Linked DNA regions of Homo sapiens: region 2 is linked to region 1. A link is an interaction called in ENCODE POLR2A ChIA-PET data of the cell type or tissue named here. Cell type or tissue: K562. All regions are shown on one strand. Links, peaks and the distances in the headings refer to the core of each region. The heading gives the core; the rest is flanking DNA.

Region 1 (8,469 bases), core at 1-5,000:
CTGGGGGGTGGCTAGGAGAGGGGAGGAGACTGGACAAAGAAGCTGGAGAATAGGAACTGGAGTTTTTAAGAAAAATTGTTAAAGAAAAAGCAGCCGCTGGTTTTTTGCAAATGCTGTATAAATCTGTCATGCCACAGCAGCTGACAGGGCCAGAAAAACTCAAATCCCAGGCCCGGTGTGTTTCCTCCAGCCACTCGCCCAAGAATGCCACCGATGCCCAGATCATCTCACATAATCCCCAGGAAAAGCCCCTCGGTCTGATGACTGCTTCTGCAGCCTAAAGAGGGAGGAAATAAAGAGACTTAGAGAGGAAGTCAGACCACTGTGGGCTGGAGGCAGTGCAGGTGGAAGGCCAGGGCTTAAGTGGGTGGGCACTGGAAGCTTGAGGAAAGGGGAATGCTGGCCAGAGACCTGATCTGGGTCCTTGGCTGGGGAGAGTGAGAACCTTGTCCATTTCTTTAGAAGATGTGTGGTTCCCAGGCCAGCCTTCAAGGAGCCTTAAAACCTCTTGGGGCACAAGAGAGTTTGGGAAGGTCAAACTGAGGAGTGCTTGCCAGGCTAGGGGACAGGCAGGCAGCAGGTGGGAGCTGTCCCTTTGGCAGAGCCTCATCAGCAGAAGAGGTGGAGCTCAGCATCCTGGCGCCCCTGCTGCTGCCTCTGTGTACACTGTCCTGCGCCTTGGTGGCTATTGTGAGATGCCTGAAGCCTAGACCTTGTCCTTAAGGAGTTCCTGGTCCAGAAGACAAGATTATACAGGAGCAGTTGGGAAACTGAGTGTAGCAATAGTGTTGCAGGGTAACTTGGAGCACCTGGCCTCGCCTGGGAGTAGTGACTTGCAGACTGAGTGGTTAGACTGGCTGGGGATGGGGCAAGGATAGCACACCTGGCTGGACTGAGGGCAAAGGCTTAGAGTAAAACACTGTTGGGGAGCAGGTGATCTATAGGCTTGTGATAGTTGGAGCACAGACTGTGAGGTATCTCCCTTGAGATGAAGCTGGACTGTCAGATGGGGTCAGTGCTTGGCACTCCCTGACTGCCAAGCTCAGGAGTTGGTCCTCCACCTGGGGAGAGATTCGGTCAGACTTTCAGGTTTGGGAGATCTTCAGGACCATCTGGAGGGGGATGGGGGTCTCCATAGTCCCATTCTCTGGGCCCCAAGCCTTGGATTGGGCTGGAGACAAGGCAGGAGAGGAAGCCACACCAGTGTGTTTAGAGAATGGCAGGATTTATGAGAAAAGAAATGGGGTTCCATTTGCCTGTGTCCCAGCCTGAGAGCAGGAAACCCAAGACTATTCAGTCACACCAAGATGGTGCATGCTGCAGGGTCCACCCCTTGCTGTCCTGCTGACCTGGGCAGTGAGGAGAGCTGCACTTCTGAGGCTGCAGGTGCAAAGCAGGCACCCACCTTTGCCCCTAGTACTGCAGGCTGCTGCCAGGTAGGTCCCAGCAGTTGTCATTAAACTCCAGGAAGGCAATTTTTGAGCTGGATCTGATGCCTGGGGTGGCCTGGTGGGTGGCCAGCCCTGGAGGAGAGGAGGCACCCCAGGCAGGGGAAGTGTAGGCTGTAACTGGAGGTCTATTGGATAAGTAGTTGTGACCAGGGTAGGGCATTTGGAGCCTTGTGAATTCTCATGACAGGTGCCCCAGCCACTCTTCACCAAAAGAAGCCAAGTTGTTTTGAGACAGGCTCTCACTCTGTCACCCAGGCTGGAGTACAGTGGCACCTTCAGGGCTCACTGCAGCCTCCATCTCCCAGGCTCAGGTGATCCTCCCTCCTCAGCCACCCAGGTACCTGGGACCACAGGTGCATGCCACCACACCTGGCTAATGTTTTGTATTTTTTGTAGAGGTCGGGTTTTGCCATGTTGCCAAGCCTGGGCCAAACTCCTGGGTTCAAGCAACCCACCCGCCTCAGCCTTCCAGAGTGCTGGAATTACAGGCATGAGCCCCTGCACCCGGCCAGAAGTTTTTTTTTTTTTTTTTTTTTTTTAGACGGAGTCTCACTCTGTTACCCAGGCTGGAGTTCAGTGGTACGATCTTGGCTCACGGCAACTTCCGCCTCCCAGGTTCAAGCGATTCTCCTGCCCCACCCTCCCGAGTAGCTGGGGTTATAGGTGTGCACCACCACGCCTGGCTAATTTTTGTATTTTTAGTAGAGACAGGGTTTCACCATGTTTGCCAGGCTGGTCTCGAACTCCCTACCTCTGGTGATCCACCCGCCTCGGCCTCCCAAAGTGCTAGGATTACAGGCATGAGCCATCACTCCCAACCCTAAAATTATTTTTTATTATACAGATAATATACAATAATAGTGGAAAACTAGAAAATGCTAAACAGGGAAAAAGAAAATAAAACCACCCATATTTGTAACATCCAGACACAACGAGTGCTCACATCCTGATAAATCACTTTCCAGATTTTCTTCTGTGCATAGATGCATGTGGGAACCATGCTGTATTCTGCCAAAATGGTTCACCGTGAGATCTGGCAGCGCCCCATGCAGCATCGGGAGCTTTGTCTTGTCCCCCCGCCAAGTCCATGTCATTACCCCTTCTGCTTTGGCTGGGACTGAAATTGTGTGCCTGTGTTGTGAAGACAGGGCTTCTGATACAGAAAAAGGAACTAAGACCCCTCCCTATCACCCTGTGTTCCTTACCCCTCCAACCCCCAACTAGATTCCAATAGGAGAGCCCACAGGCTCTTCTCTCAAGGTCCCCAAACCTCCCACCCTCAGAGGCTGTGGCCAGAGTACCTAATGCTCACTGTGCTCAGCAGGTCCTGACCACGACCCTGACTCAGAGCTGAGGGCCTCCTTCCTGCCACTAGAGGCCCCACACGGCCATTAGGCCGTACCCACAGGAAGAGGCTGGAGCGGAAAGTGGGAAGCGAACCTCGAAGGAAGAGCAGCCAGGCCCGGGGCACTGTCACTTGCCGTCCCCTCTGCAGCTCCAGGTGTGTGGTTTGTGTGGCTGTGGTCAGAGCAGCACCTTGGCCAGAGTCCAGGGCCTGTGGTTTCACATGCCCAACCCAGCTCAGCAGCAGGATGAGGACCACAGAGGCAAAGAGCAGCCAGAAGAGACCCAAGACATAGAAGCCCAGGGGGAGGAGGCAGCAAAAGTCGGGGTGGAGAAAAGGGTCATTTCTGGAGCTCTCCAAATGCCCTTGGAGCACCCCACGGAGCTTTGGTGGCTGATCAAGTTCAGGGATGGTTTTTTTGGTGGATTCTAAGAGTGATACGGGTTTTGTGGTAGTTAAAAATGTGCTTTTTGGAGTGATCAGGCTTGTGGCAGACACCAGGATGGTCGGGCTTGTGGCGATGGTCGGGATTGGGGTGGGCTCCGGGGTGGTCGGGCTGGGGGCGGGCTCTGAGGTGGGCTCTGGGGTGGTCGGGCTGGGGGCGGGCTCTGAGGTGGGCTCCGGGGTGGTCGGGCTGGGGGCGGGCTCTGAGGTGGGCTCTGGGGTGGTCGGGCTTGGAGTGGGCTCCAGGGTGGTCATGTTTGGGGCGGGCTCCGGGACGGGCTCTGAGGTGGTCGGGCTTGGGGTTGGTTCAGTAGTGGATTTTGGAGTTTTGGAGAATGTGATGGATTCCATGTGAAGTGTGAAATTTGGGGTCCATCTAGGTGGGAATGTGGTCTGCTCCTTAGTGGATTCTTGTGTTGGATGCAAGGAGGAGGGCATTTGGCTGTCTAGAGAAGCAGTGGACCATGAGTAGAATAGACCCCAGGGGGTTGTATGGGCTTTGGTGGGGAACTTGACCACAGTCCTTGTGGCACGCACCTTATCGCCCTCAGTGTCCTCTTCTGGGTAGTAATCATATAGGTCTGTGTCACCTTCATCACCAAGGGTGGGGCACCCCTTTCCTGGGTATTTGTAGACGGGAAACTTGTCTGAATTGTCACACTGCACACTGGCCACGTTAGAGGTCATGGCCTTGACGTCCACACCTTGCTTCCATACGTAGACATTTTCAGCATTGTCCTGCAGCCAGCGACGAAAATAGAGGATCTCACAGTTGCATAACCAGGGGTTCCCGTGGAGAAAAGCAAAAGGCAGGAGGTGGGACCCAAAAAAGCCCTTTGGTATTGTATACAGCGAGTTCTCTTGGAGGAGAAGGGTGTCGAGATTCTCCAGCCCATTCAGGAGCCCAGCGGGGAGCTCAGTCAAGTTGTTGTTAGCCAGACTGAGCTTCTCCAGCTTGGGTGTGGGCGTCAGGAGCCCTGGGGGCAGGGTCTTCAGCTCATTGCCTTTCAGGTAGAGCTCTTGGAGTTCGCCAAGACCACGCAGGGCACCAAGAGGCAGCGAGGTCAGCCGGTTGAAGGAGACGTCCAGGACGGTGAGAGCAGGCAGTGTCTGCCCTAGCAAGGGCAGGCTTTGCAGCTGATTGTGGGATAGATCCAGGGTCCCCAGCACTGGCAGCGTCCCATCGACCTGGAGCTTGGTGAGCTCGCACCTATCTAGGTTCAGCTGAGTGAGGCGAGTGTAAGGCATCAGGGTTGCCAGGGAGAAGGTGTACAGGAGGTTCTCACTCAGGTGGAGGATGGTTGTGTCTTTCGGCAGGTCTGGAGGCAGCGCTGTCAGATTCCTCTTGTCACAGTTCACTTCTAGGTGGCTGGCCACTTTGGAGACCTCACAGATGGGGTGGGGGTGTAAGGGGCTTGGCAGCAGGAGCAGCAAGAGGAGGAGAGGCATGAGGACCTGTGGGCAAGGGAGCCTTGAGTGGATCCCCCTGCATCCCCTGGAAGCATCCCCCCAGGCCCCAGCCCCCTTCCCCCTGCAGCTTCGCTTCCAGAAACAGCATCCACACCTCCTGTCCTCCCTACTCCCATCTCCCACCCTTGCCTGCAGAACTTAAAACTACTAGCTCCAGGTCCTTGGCTCTTTCCCCTCCCTCAGACCCCTCTCCTGCCCCAGCACCAACCCCGGCTTACAGGCAGGCAGAAAGACCTCCGAAGGCACAGAGCGTCTTCTAGGGTGCCACTCGACTCCGTCCTTCTCTCTTCTAGCCCCATGGAGGACTAAGCCAGTGGCAAGGAAGGGGATGGGGGTGAGGAGGAAATGCAGGCCTGATAGGGATTCCAGTGACCGGGAATCCCCTGGACACAAGCCCTTATCGCCTCACTCCACGGCTTTCCCCCAGGCCCTCTTTGTGGTTCTCTCTTCCGCTTTCCTTTTACACAGGGGAGATGGGGGTGGACTCCTCCAAACAGCCTTCTGCCATCTTTTAAAAACCTCTCCAGGGCCGGGCGCGTGGCTCATGCCTGTAATCCCAGAACTTTGGGAGGCTGAGGCGGGCGGATCACCTGAAGTCAGGAGTTCGAGACCAGCCTGACCAACACGGGGAAACCCTGTCTCTACTAAAAATACATTAGCCAGGCGTGGTGGCGCATGCCTGTAATCCCAGCTACTCGGGAGGCTGAGGCAGGAGAATCGCTTGAAACCGGGAGGTGGAAAGAGGTTGCGGTGAGCCGAGATCGTGCCATTGTACTCCAGCCTGGGTGACAAGAGCAAAACTCCATCTTAAAAACAAAAAAACCTCTCCAGATGCCCGCTTCTCTTCCTCTTCACAGCTGCATTCTGAGAGTTGCCTACTTTTAATTCTCTCCCACCTTTCTCTCTGCCTTCTCACCCCAGTCTATGCTGATTTCTTTCCCCTGCTACTCCATTGACTCGGTTCTTACCAAGGTCTTTAATGCTCTCCCTCCTCTACATCCATGGGAAACTTCTCCACTGTGATCTTACTTTATTTCGGCAGCCTGCATACCCATGGCCACTCGCCCCTTGGGATTCTCCTTTTGGCCTCTGTGACACATGACCCTGTAATTTTCTTGGTTTTCTTCTTACCTGTTTGGTTGGGCCTTCTCAGTCTCCTTCATAGATTCCCCTTCTTGAACAATTAAACTGCCCCCAGAGTTTGTGCTTAGGCTGTCTTCATTCCCAGCTAATTTTTATATTTTTAGTAGAGACGGGGTTTCACCATGTTGGTCAGCCTGGTCTCGAACTCCTCATCTCAAGTGATCCACCCACATTGGCTTCCCGAAGTGCTGGGATTAGAGGCATGAGCCACCGCGCCCGGCATTCTCTTCTTTTCTTACGCTATGCAACCACCTGAGATTATCCTCATCCATTCCCTTGCCTTCAACCACCACCTACAACCTAATGACTCTCAAATCTATGTCTCTAGTCCAGACCCTTCTCCTGAGACACAAGCACATATGTCCAGCTGCCTTCTGGACATCTCTACTTGGATGTCCCACAGACACCAAAACAATATGTTCAAAGCTGAACTCACCATCTCTCTCCAAATGGCTTCTCCTCCTGTGTTGCTCAGCCTGGTGAGTGGCACCATCATCCACTCATTTACCTAACCATTCAGTCAACACAAACAAAATCCCTAATAGTCATCTCTAACGTCTCCCGTCTTTCATCCCCATCACCAAGTCCTGGTGATTTTATCTCCCGTCTCTCTCAAATCTACTCTCCATCCACACCATCCTGCCAGCATTCCTAGTCCAAGGTTGTTGTTGTTTCTTGTTCATATCCTCCTCCTCCTCTTCTTCTTCCTCCTCTTCCTCCTTTCTTCTTCTTCTTCTTTTTTTTTTTTTTTTTTTTTGAGATGGAGTCTTGCCCTGTCTCCCAGGCTGGAGTGCAATGGCTCCATCTCGGCTCACTGCCACCTCTGCCTCCTGGGTTCAAGCAATTCTCCTGCCTCAGCCTCCTGAGTAGCTGGGATTACAGGCACCCGCCATCATGCCCGGCTAATTTTTCATATCTTTAGTAGAGACGGGGTTTTACCATGTTGTCCAGGCTGGTCTCCTTTGCTCTGTCTCCCAGGCTGGAGTGCAGTGGCGCAATCATGCCTCACTCAAGGACAAACTCCTGGACCCAAGGGATCCTCCTGCTTCAGCCTCCCAAGGAGTTGGGACTACAGGCATGCACCACCACACCTGGCTGATTTAAAAATTTTTTTCTAGAGACAGAAAAACATTTGTTTGTTGCCTAGGCTGGTCTCAAACTCCTGGGCTCAAGCGATCCTCCCACCTCGGCCTCCCAAAGTGCTAGGAGTACAGGCGTGAGCCACCATGCCCTGCCCAGGGCACCATCTTCTCGCTACTGCTTCCCTGCAACAGCCTCCTTGCTGGTCTCCCAACTTCCCAATTCCCTTTCTTCTCTTTATTCTCCACTGGAGTGGTCTTTCAGAACTGCACATTTGCTCATATCCTTCCACTGCTTGAAATCCACCAATGGGCCAGGCACAGTGGCTCACACCTGTAATCCTAGCAGTTTGGGAGGCCGAGGCGGGTGGATCACCTGAGGTCAGGGGTTTGAGACCAGCCTGGCCAACATGGTGAAAACCCATCTCTACTAAATATACAAAAAATTAGCCAGACGTGGTGGCCGGCACCTGTAATCCCAGCTACTAGGGAGGCTGAGGCAGGAGAACAGCTTGAGCCCCAGGGGGCATAGGTTGCAGTGAGCTGAGATCACACCCCCTCACTCCAGCCTGGGCGAAAGAGCGAAATTCTGTCTCTAAATAAATAAATAAATTCACCAATGGCTCCTCATAGATCTCAGGAGAAAGTCTAAAGTTCCCAACATGGCCTGCAGGGTCCTGCAAGGTCTCCCCTTTGCCTGCCTGTCCAGCCCCATCTGTTCCCACTCTGCCCTTACTCTTGATCATTCTCTCCTGTGCCTGAACTTTTTCTTCAACCCTTATCCCCTTCTGCCTAACTTTTACTTATTTGGCAAGTTCCAGCTCAGAATTCCTTCCTCTGGAAAGCCTTTTCTGACTTCCGAAGACCAGGTTAAATGTCTATTACAGAAAGTCAGACACCATGCCCTGCCTGTTGGTCCACTGCCCCTTCTGTGATGAGAATGTGGCCCTGCACTGTTCCCCAGTAGGAGCTCCATGCAGCCGCCTGAGCCTGCCCCTATCTGCTTCCAGCTGGTGACCGGACAAGGGATAGACACTTAAGCCAGATGCAGTTAATCCATAGATTTGCCATTTATATAATTTGCCCGCTGCAAAGGTATTGGAAAATGTGGGGAAGACGAGGTAGTATAGAAAGTGAGGTGGGAGTTTGTCTGGAGAGAAGCCATGAAATTGAATAAGGACCCCGAGCCCAGAGGCTGTTGATTTTTTTTTTTCTTTTTGACCCTCACCCAGGCTGGAGCGCGGCGGCGCCATCTCCGCTCACTGCAACCTGCTCATGCGATCCTCCCGCCTCAGCCTCCCGAGCAGCTGGGATCACAGGTGCACACCACCACGCCGGGCTAATTTTCGTATTTTTAGTAGAGAGGGCATTTCACCATGTTGGCCAGGATGGTCTTGATCTCTTTTTTCGCTCTTGTTGCCCAGGCTGGAGTTCAATGGAGTGATCTCGGCTCATGGCGACCTCCGCCTCCTGGGTTCATGTGATTCTCCTGCCTCAGCCTCCCAAGTAGCTGGGATTACAGGCATACACCACCACG
Region 2 (9,091 bases), core at 735-5,734, 340 kb after region 1:
CACAGCAGACATCAATACCACGCTTGGGCCACACCCTGCACACAGCAGGCATCAATACCACGCGTGGGCCACACCCTGCACACAGCAGACATCAATACCACGCTTGGGCCACACCCTGCACACAGCAGACATCAATACCACGCTTGGGCCACACTCTGCACACAGCAGGCATCAATACCATGCACTGACACGAGGACTGGCTGAATATGCAAAGGTGGGCTGGAGCCTGAGGAGCCGTCGCTCGAGACCTAGTAGCAGGCTGGAGGCCACTCGGCCCCGTGGCATCACCTTCGGTCCTTGGGCAAGACCAACCCCATGCTGGGGCTCCCAGCTCTGGCCAGGAATCCCAGTCCCCATCCAGTCCCCGGTCATGCCCAGAAACCAGAGGAGCCACAACCCCTGGGGAATGTGGGTGTGAGGGCAGCCTGGCGGCACCAGAGACAGGACAGGGGGCCTCGGGAATGGAGGAGGAGAGAGGGGCTCTCACCAAGCCTTCCTGGCTCCCTGCCTCACAGCCATCTCCCCCAACAACTGGGGTCCTCTGTCCCCCCAAGCTGCCCTGTGGCCCAGCCCTAACTTTGTGCCTTGCCCAAGAGATCTTGTCCTGGGCAACAGCGCCCTGGGGAACAGGACAGGGCTGAACCTTGCCCTGCTGCACCCACCCAAGCCCCGTCTGGGTCTGGGCACACCGTGGGGCCGGGCCTGTCTGTGAGTGGGCATCCGTACTTGCCGGCCGCCGTTTCCTGCTCCCACTTCTCAAACAATGCTTTCCGGGCCTGCGCCTCCGAGGTGCGGGGCAGCGTCTGCGACCTCACCAGCTCCCTGCGACGCTCCCCCTGCCGATGGACCTGAGTTATGGCTGGCGGCTGCGGGGACACGGGCGACTGGGGTGGTGTCACCAGCGGTGGGCTGAGGAAAGAATCGCCGAGTTGGGACCTGGGCCCAGCAGCCATCACTAGCTCACCAGGCCCCAAGGTCTCCATTGCACTGAGTGTGGACAAGGCAGCCTGCACCGTGATGGGCGCTCAGAGAAGAGGCCCCCTTGCTCCGGTCCCTAGCTGGTTTGACAGGTTTTCTGAATTGTGCTGGCTGGAGGGACTGGCCAATAGGCTCAACTCAGGAGACGCTGGGCCCGATCTGGACATAACCACCCCTTTGCAGGTGTCAATGCCTGGGGAGGACAGAGGGACCCCCTCCTCAGGCAGGAGGTGTGCTCAGAACCAGCCCCGGAGGGACCAGGCCTCCTGCCTCCACCACCATGCGATAAGACCCCCTTTGTTTTCCCCAGAACGGTTTGCCAGAAAGTCACAATTCTCCTTTTATTATTAAAGAAAAAAAAAAAAGCCAAGCCTGCTACCCTACCCCCATCCCCAATCACAGTCCCGCTGGCTGGCTGGGGGGAGGCCTGTGCCACAGGGAAGGACCTGCTCACCTGCCCCTGCTCGCAGCCCGTGGGCAGGAAGTTCCGGGCTCTGAGGGACCCCAGCTGGCTGGGATGGAAGAAGACAAAGCTCCTGTCCTCTCCCTCCTGCCGGCTGAGAGGCCTCCTCCAATATTTTTTTGTTTTTTATTCATTTATTTATTTATTTATTTATTTATTTTTTGTAGATAGAGTCTCACTCTGTTACCTAGGCTGGAGAGCAGTGGCACCATCTTGGCTCACTGCAAACTCCGCTTCCCGAGTTCAAGCGATTCTCCTGCCTCAGCGTCCCAAGTAGCTGGGATTACAGGCACCCACCACCATGCCCAGCTAATTTTTGTATTTTTAGTGGAGACAGCGTTTTGCCATGTTGGCCAGTCTGGTCTCGAACTCTTGACCTCAGGTGATCCACCCACCTCAACCTCCCAAAGTGCTGGGATTACAGGTGTGAGCCACCGCGCCCGGCCACTCCTCCAATCTTTTGACTGACTTGAAGGTCCCACAAAGAAACCAGGCTGTGACCATATTTCTCCAAATGAAACTCTCCACCGAGGCCCACTGCCTCACTCCCCCTGCTCAGACCTTCCCCCCATCCTGCCGCCCAGTGCTCCCGAGATCCAGCCCCGAGCCTTACCAGGAGGCACCAACCCCAGGGCCAACCCTGGGCGGCCTGCGTCCAAAGCAGAGAAGACACCTGGGGCGCAGCGACCCCACAGGAACACAGGCCCTGACTCACCTATTGCTGTGTTTGCTTGCTGTCACTGCCCCATAGCCAGAGCTTGGCACAGACCACGTGAAAGAGGAATTCTTCTCTGTGGAAGAGAGAGGGAGAGAAGTAACAAACCCTGGCCCCAGGGAGGGCCCGCCATAGCCTCCCTTCCTCTGACCCAGCCCTGCCTCATTTACCCGGCATCGCTGCATGGATGAGCTAACCTTCTGGGCTAAGCTGGCCCTGCCTCAGCAGACAGTGGAGGAGAAAGGAGGATGGGCACACACAGCAACAACATCAAAGAGGTCTTTTCAACTGTCCCCGCCCTGCTCTTGAGAGCACAGAGCCCAGGGCCCGTGCCATGTATCCAGTGAACACTGCTCCCAAACCCTCCCTATAGAGGCCCACACGGCTTCCCCCAGGACATACCACGGAGGACTGGCCACAGGCCCAAGTCAGGCCTGGGGCCTTGAGGGAGGGGACAGTGCCCAACGTGCAGGGCAAGAGGCCACCTTCCAACTGTAATAAAAGCCACGGTCGCCCCCACCAGGGGATGACGCTATTTCACAGCATCTCTGGGCAGTAGCCCGGGAGGATGGGCTAAGGGAAGGGGCTGACATGGCAGGCAGAGGCAGGGCTGGGCTTAGCCCCTCGTTTTCCATGTCACCCACCGACTCCCTCTCCCCAGCCCCGGCCTTCCCTCTCCCATCCCAAGGGGAGGTCTGCCCCAAGGCCACGCTCTCCAGCTCATACCGCTAGGACTGGGAGTCCAGGGCGTGATGACCTCGCTGGGGCTTGGGTTGAGGCCCCCCAGGGTGGCAGCAGACATGGGTGATAGAGCCGCAGCTGAGGTCTCCCCAGAGAACCTGTCAGAGACTCGGGTGATGGCCGTGACTGGCTGGTGGGGCAGCCGCAAGGAGAGGCTCACAGGACGAGGCCTGGGGGGATCTGGTGCTGAGAAGTTTTGGGCAATCTCAGGGGGTCCATCGCCTGGACCTGGAACATGTGACCAGCATGGGTGGGTGGTCAGCTGTGGCAGCCACAGGGGCCTGGGACCTCCCAGGAGGGCTCTAGCCTCCCTGGGCCCTCCTCCCACCTCCTCTAGGAAGGCCTCCCTGACTGCTCCAGCCTCTCTGACCTCCCCTACCAGGGATATCTTACTGCTCCAACCAGAATTGATTTTTCCCAACTTCCCCTCATGGCCAGCTTAATAAATACTAGTCGGCTCCTCAGCCTCTATTTGCTTTCCTCTAGAAACAGGAGAGCTCACTACCTCCTGAGATCTCCCAACTTCCCTCTGTGTTTCACAAGTTCTACTGAATGACGCTGCTCTCCTGGCAGCCTCTCTCCCTGCTGGGGTTCAGGATAGAGTCCCCCCGATGCCAGGCCAAGGGCCAGCCTGGCACAGATACCTGACCAAGGCCTTACTTAACCCCCAAACCTACCCAGCCACCCCTCCTCTGCCGTCAGCCCTACCTGCCCCCGGCTGGTGCCCATTTTCCATGATGCAGGAGTTTGAGGTCTTTCTCATCTCCGACTCACTGGCCTCATCGTGATCCAAACTCTACAGAGACACAAATGTCACCGAGACCCCATCAGCTAGGGCCAGCTGCCCACCCCCAAAAGCTGCCCACCCCCAAATCCCCTCCCGTTCTGGCAAAACACCAATCATGTTGAGAGAAAACAGCCCCCAGGAAGAAAGTGACGGGCCAAGTCACACAGCAAAAGCTGGGATGGCCCCACTCCAACTGCTGAGCCCCTGCGATCCTGGGAGGCAAACACCTCCACTGGGCTCCTCCCAGAGTCCCAAAAAGCTGAGGACAGAAGTCAAGATGGAGGGTTCCAATGACATTAGGCCCCCTCACCTTTTCCCCCAGGCTGGACCAGATGATGGGGTCAGGAGTGCCTCGCCCCCTGCCCCTCTCAGCTGGGCCAGGTCGGCATGGCTACCCGTGCAGGGGCAGCAGGAACCAGTGGCACCAGGTCCTTCTGGGCCAACGATGAGCTACGGAGCCCTGATCACGATGAGATCTTTGCATGGGAGGCGGGGACACAAGATTTACCCGGCTATGCAGAGTGCAAGCGCCTGATCAGCTCCGTGCGACTCATCCATCCCAGCTGGGCAGTAGTAGTGGGTGGGGCAGGTGGGGGCAGACAAGACAGCCAAGGCCAAGAGCCAGTGGGGAGCCTGGGATCCAGGCTGTGCTGCCACCCACCCATGTGACCTGGGCCACATCAGTTCCCCTCTGGGTCTGTTTCCCTGTTTGAGAAACGGGAGCAGGCTAGGCAAGTGCCACTCGGCATCTACCAAACATCCAGCCCTTTTTCCGGTGCTATCCTTATAGCAACACCTTCTAAACACCACTTATAGCAACTGTCCTCCCCGGTAGGTGCTGCCAGAGCCATTTCAGAGATGGGGCCCGAGGACTCCCAGAGGGCATGTGCCCTGCCCAAAGTTATACAGCAAAAAACAGCTGGCACGTGTGGCCAGGGGAGAAGTCCTCAACCTTGGTCCTGCCCTCCTCACAGCCAGGGCGTGTGAACGGCTGAGAGTGTCTGTGGGGCTGGTGGGGGCTCCACCACGAGCCCAGGACGAGCGGCTTGAGAGGTCGGCTGTGCCTCTCCCAGATGCCCCCTGGTCTACAAGGTTCCCAGGCAAATGATGTTGCATCCCTGGCCCCAGATGGCTCAGCTCCTCTTGCAACCAGTGCGGGAGGTGCCACCCTGCCATTGGGGAATCAGTCTGGGAGGGGAGCCAGGCTGGTGAACAGAGGGGGCCGTGTCAGGATAAGGATGCCTCACACAGGCTTCATCTGACCCAGTGGGGCAAGGAGGGCTTCTCAGAGGCAGGGGTGCCTGAGCCACATCCAGAGTGAGCCCGGTGGAGGAGCAAGGGAGGGCACTCCCAGCAGAGTGATTAGTGTCTGCTTTTGCAGAGAGACATCAAGGCACAGGTATCCTGATCATGCCCGTCCAGGACGCAGGCAGATGGAGAAGTGCCCTGCCGCCCAAGCTGCCTGCCCTGCCGCCCAAGCTGCTGGCCCTGGGTACTTGACGCCTTAGACAAGAAGGAGCCCAAGGTCCTCGGCTCTGTGTTTCAGGCACACCCTTCAGAAGATGCCAGAGAGTGGAGACCAGATGGCAAGACACTTCACTAGTCCTGGGCAGGAACCTGGGGAGGGGAGATGGGGCACTGGGAGGGCCACGGGCAAGAAGGACTCGGAGCTTTGGGGAAAAGGGATCTGGCTGGGAGACTGGGTGGACATGGAAGAGGAAGGGTGCCAAGCCTCTCCCAAGCCCAGACTTGGTGGGTCAGGGCAGGTTTAGGGGCTAAATGAGGGTTTCAGTTGGGACATGTTGAGGGCCTGGGGCACCTGGAGCATCAGGGAGCTGAGGAGGTAGCTGGATTTTTGAGTCTGGAGTTTAAGAGAAAAGAAGGACGAACATGGAAAAACAGGAGTCAGGGGCATGCACTGGGCTCCTGGAAGCCCAGCAGAGGAAGAGCAGCTTAGGGGCCCTGGGATGAGGCCCCCACATTTCAGGAAGCAACAGAGCAGTCTGCGGAGAATGAGGAGCAGCCAGAGACGTAGGAGGAGCCCCTGAAGAATGGTGAGAAAGCCAAGGCCAGGAAGGAAGGGAGTCAAGAAGCCAGGCACGGGGCCAGGCGCGGTGGCTCACGCCTGTCATCCTAGCACTTTGGGAGGCCGAGGCGGGTGGATCACTTGAGGTCACGAGTTCAAGACCAGCCTGGCCAACGTGGTGAAACCCCATCTCTACTAAAAATACAACAATTAGCCAGGCATGGTGGTGGGTGCCTGTAATCCCAGCTACTCAGGAGGCTGAGGCATGAGAATCGCTTAAACCCAGGAGATGGAGGTTGCAGTGAGCCAAGATTGCACCACTGCACTCCAGCCTGAGCAACAGAGCGAGACTCTGTCTCAAAAAAAAAAAAAAAAAAAAAAAAAAAAAAAAAAAAAAAAAAAAAAGCCAGGTGCGTCCAAAGGCAGCCTGGGGTTGAGGAAAAGGTGAAGAGGAAATCCAACCAGGCATCCATTGGGTTCAGCAAAAGAAGAGGTCATGGGTGATCAGAAGCGTGGGGCGGGGGACAGGGGGTTGGGGGACAGGAGATGGCCTAGCAGAGGGGTCCCAGAGAAATGAAGACAGCGCAGTAACTTTAGCCCTGAGCGAAGCCAGGGGAAAGGGTCTGAGGGGTTTTTCCAGAAGGAAGAGGCAAGACCACATTCATAGGGTGAGAAAGGTGAGGGGAGCATCTGCAGAGCGGGACCACTGGGGAGCTCACAGCAGACAGGACCCAGAGCCTGGGAAGAGCCAGCCTTGGAGAGGAGGCGACCCCTGAGCTCTTGATTCAAGAGTGGGAGGAGGAGAGGCCAGGCCCACTCTCAGAAACGCAAGAAAAGCACAGGGCGTCTCCCAGCACGCAGAGCAGAACGGGTGCCCCTAGAGCCACGCTGCGGCCGTGTAGACCATGTCGGCAGGGGGAGGAGAACCAGCCAGTCCAGCTGGAACCCCGGCCCCCACAGTCACCAGGCTCTGGGGTCTCCGTGCCCCCTCACCCACCCTGCTCTCGTCTGACAGGTTCCACAGGTCCAGGCGGGGCTCTGGGGGGAAAGGCTGAGGGTGAAACCATTTTCCCAGGAAATATGTTTCTCTATAGGTGGGTGGGAGGCCCTCCGCAGATGCCTGTCCCTGCACGTTGCAGCCCCTCAACAACCCCCATGATGCCCCAGGGGACCAGGCGCTACACCAGACTGGGAGTAAGTTCTATCCTGGTTAGATCACTGCTAAGGGTTCTCCGGCAAAGGGAGGAGGGGAAGGGGCTGGGCTAATGCAGGCTGGGGTGTAGGGCTGAGCCCAGACTCCCAAGCTCCCCTGCCCCACGACTAGAAGCATTCGTCACCTGGGGAAAGGGGTCTGCCCGTGCCTTAGGTCAAGGCGCAAGGGGCTATTCTGAGACCATCCTCCAACCCATCATCACACAGATGGGGAAAGCAAGACGTGGGGTGGGGCAGGGGGAACCCCTAAACCCCACACCATGACTAAAGGTAGTGGCAGAGCCAAAGTACGGGACTCGGGTCTCCCACCCCAAACCAGGGCTCTGTCCACAAAGTGCTCTGGCCTTCTAGGGGGCAGAGAGGACAACTCAAGGCAAAGTTGTCTTCCAGGACCTGGGTCAGTATGAGCCCCGGCCCCATGGGATCTGTCTTAGCCAATGAGTGTGAGGAAAAGGCGGGGGACTGGGGTCACCACCCAGTGGGACCTTCACAGAACTCAGAGGTCTTCAACCAAAGGGCTGGGCTGGAACGAGCTGTCCCCGCAGAGTCCCCAGTGGGTTACTGCTCTCCTTTGATGGGGGCAGCCTGTCGCCGTCATGCGGAAGGAAACCAGGGAGGGGCCTCGGTATGCTGGGACCGGGGCAGAAATCGCTGGAGAGCCCTGGGGCTGGGGACAGGTCCTGTTGAGCTGGCCTGGTACCCCCCAAGATTCCCCAGCTCGGCTTTGTTTTGAGAAAGGGGAGGTGCCCCATGAGGGAGCCCAGGCCTGAGGCACTCACGGGAAAGGCGGAAGGGTGATGAGGTAAGTCTGATTTCAGGGACCTTCTTATTGGAAAAGCTTTTAGACATTTTTGTAGGGGAAGGAAGAATATTTCAGGCCTTCTGGGTGCTGCCTGATCTGCACGGGCCCATCCATGGGGACGAGACCCACGCAGGGCCAGAGCCCCATCCTAAGACAGTTCACACTGCTGACCCGGCCCTCCTCCACTCACAACACCGTTTGAAAGGACTTAATTCAAACTTCTCCCTAAAGCATTTAACTCTCTTATCGCACAGTGTGTCTGGGAAAGGAAGGCAGATAAGGCGAGTCTGGCTTCTTTCATGGTCGGGCCTCTGACATGGGGCTCCTGGCAGCTGTTCCTGGGGCCTCCGCTGCCTCGGGCATAGGGACCCAGTGGCTCCAGCTCAGCTGAGGATGACATTTCCAGGCCACAGCTCTGGCCCAACCTGCTGGGGCCTGGGCCTGGCCTCAAGCTGCCACCATCCACCCCCGGCCCCAAGCTGGCTCTCAGCTCCCTGCTCCCAGCCAGACAGGATTACTTGATCAACCCTTCCTGTATTGAGTTCAGGGGACATTTATATATTGGAGACAATCTACCTCCAATCCTTCAGTCCCCAGTTTGAAAGGAACTGGGTCTCTAAATGTCATTGCTTGTTACAGAGGGGTAGTGTGACACCAACCTCTACAATGCCAGGTAGTACAGCCATCCCTGGCTCATGTGGATGGGATGAGATTGTCCCACCCAGACCCCCACTACACAGACACAAAGTCTGAGAGGTCAGACACCCAGCAGCCTGGTGTGGGGCTGTGACTCTATGTCCATGGTCCACACTCCAGTCTCACCCTGAGCCCCGGCTCCTTGAGTGTGACCAAGCTCTTGATCACATCGTGCTGGTCACAGGACACGAGCCAGCACATGGGGATGGCTCCACACAGTCCCTCCTCTCAATGCTGGACACTGGTCTGGAGGCTGTGACAATGCTCCTGAGACGGAGGACAGCAAGAGAGATGGGGATTGGTGCTTCGGGGGTCAGCCCAGCGGCAGCTGCCTCAGGCCCCGGGAGCCAGGGCTCAAGGGGTGCAGAGCCTCTAACCCAACTGGGGACCATAGCCATGTTCCACCCACAGTGCTCAGCTACCCTTGCTGCTCATGCCCCTGGGTGCCTGGGTCTCCATCTTCACTCCCCAACAGGCCGACGCATCTTCACTGACCCCAGCCTCTTCTTCCAGGAGGGCTCCTTCTCTGGTTTGCTGAGAGTGCACTCAGGTCCTCCTCACTCCCTGGCAGTTCCCCGGTCTGGTTTTTAATTCCTTCAGACTCTTTGCTTCTGCCCAGAGAGCTCCCTAATCTCCAGGCTTGCTCACTGTGTGGAGCACCAGATCCATGA

Evidence for each region. Peaks named below come from ENCODE experiments on the same cell type or tissue, not always from the same donor. Only the 100,000 strongest peaks of a DNase experiment are listed, where the experiment ranks them.
Region 2: POLR2A ChIA-PET joins it to region 1 with 5 read pairs; 2 of 35 experiments call an interaction of 5 or more read pairs at or near these places.

What each region holds. Positions count from the first base shown.
Region 1 is chr17:4,928,825-4,937,293 of GRCh38, reverse strand. GP1BA (glycoprotein Ib platelet subunit alpha) reads right to left here and starts at 5,017. Exons shown (of 2, transcript NM_000173.7): 1 at 4,929-5,017; 2 at 2,271-4,695. The coding sequence starts at 4,689. The coding sequence ends at 2,731. It overlaps SLC25A11 (solute carrier family 25 member 11), which reads left to right. Exons shown (of 8, transcript NM_003562.5): 8 at 1-164. RefSeq lists an enhancer at 2,752-2,971. In K562, for the core only: a CTCF peak has its summit at 2,829; a DNase peak (open chromatin) is centred at 2,903.
Region 2 is chr17:4,586,963-4,596,053 of GRCh38, reverse strand. SMTNL2 (smoothelin like 2) reads right to left here. Exons shown (of 8, transcript NM_001114974.2): 2 at 3,606-3,693; 3 at 2,883-3,125; 4 at 2,157-2,232; 5 at 727-909. Among named protein-coding and RNA genes, the nearest start is that of SMTNL2, 7.0 kb to the right of the region's middle. RefSeq lists an enhancer at 2,607-3,178. In K562, for the core only: a CTCF peak has its summit at 843; a DNase peak (open chromatin) is centred at 843; H3K27me3 peaks cover 3,539 bases.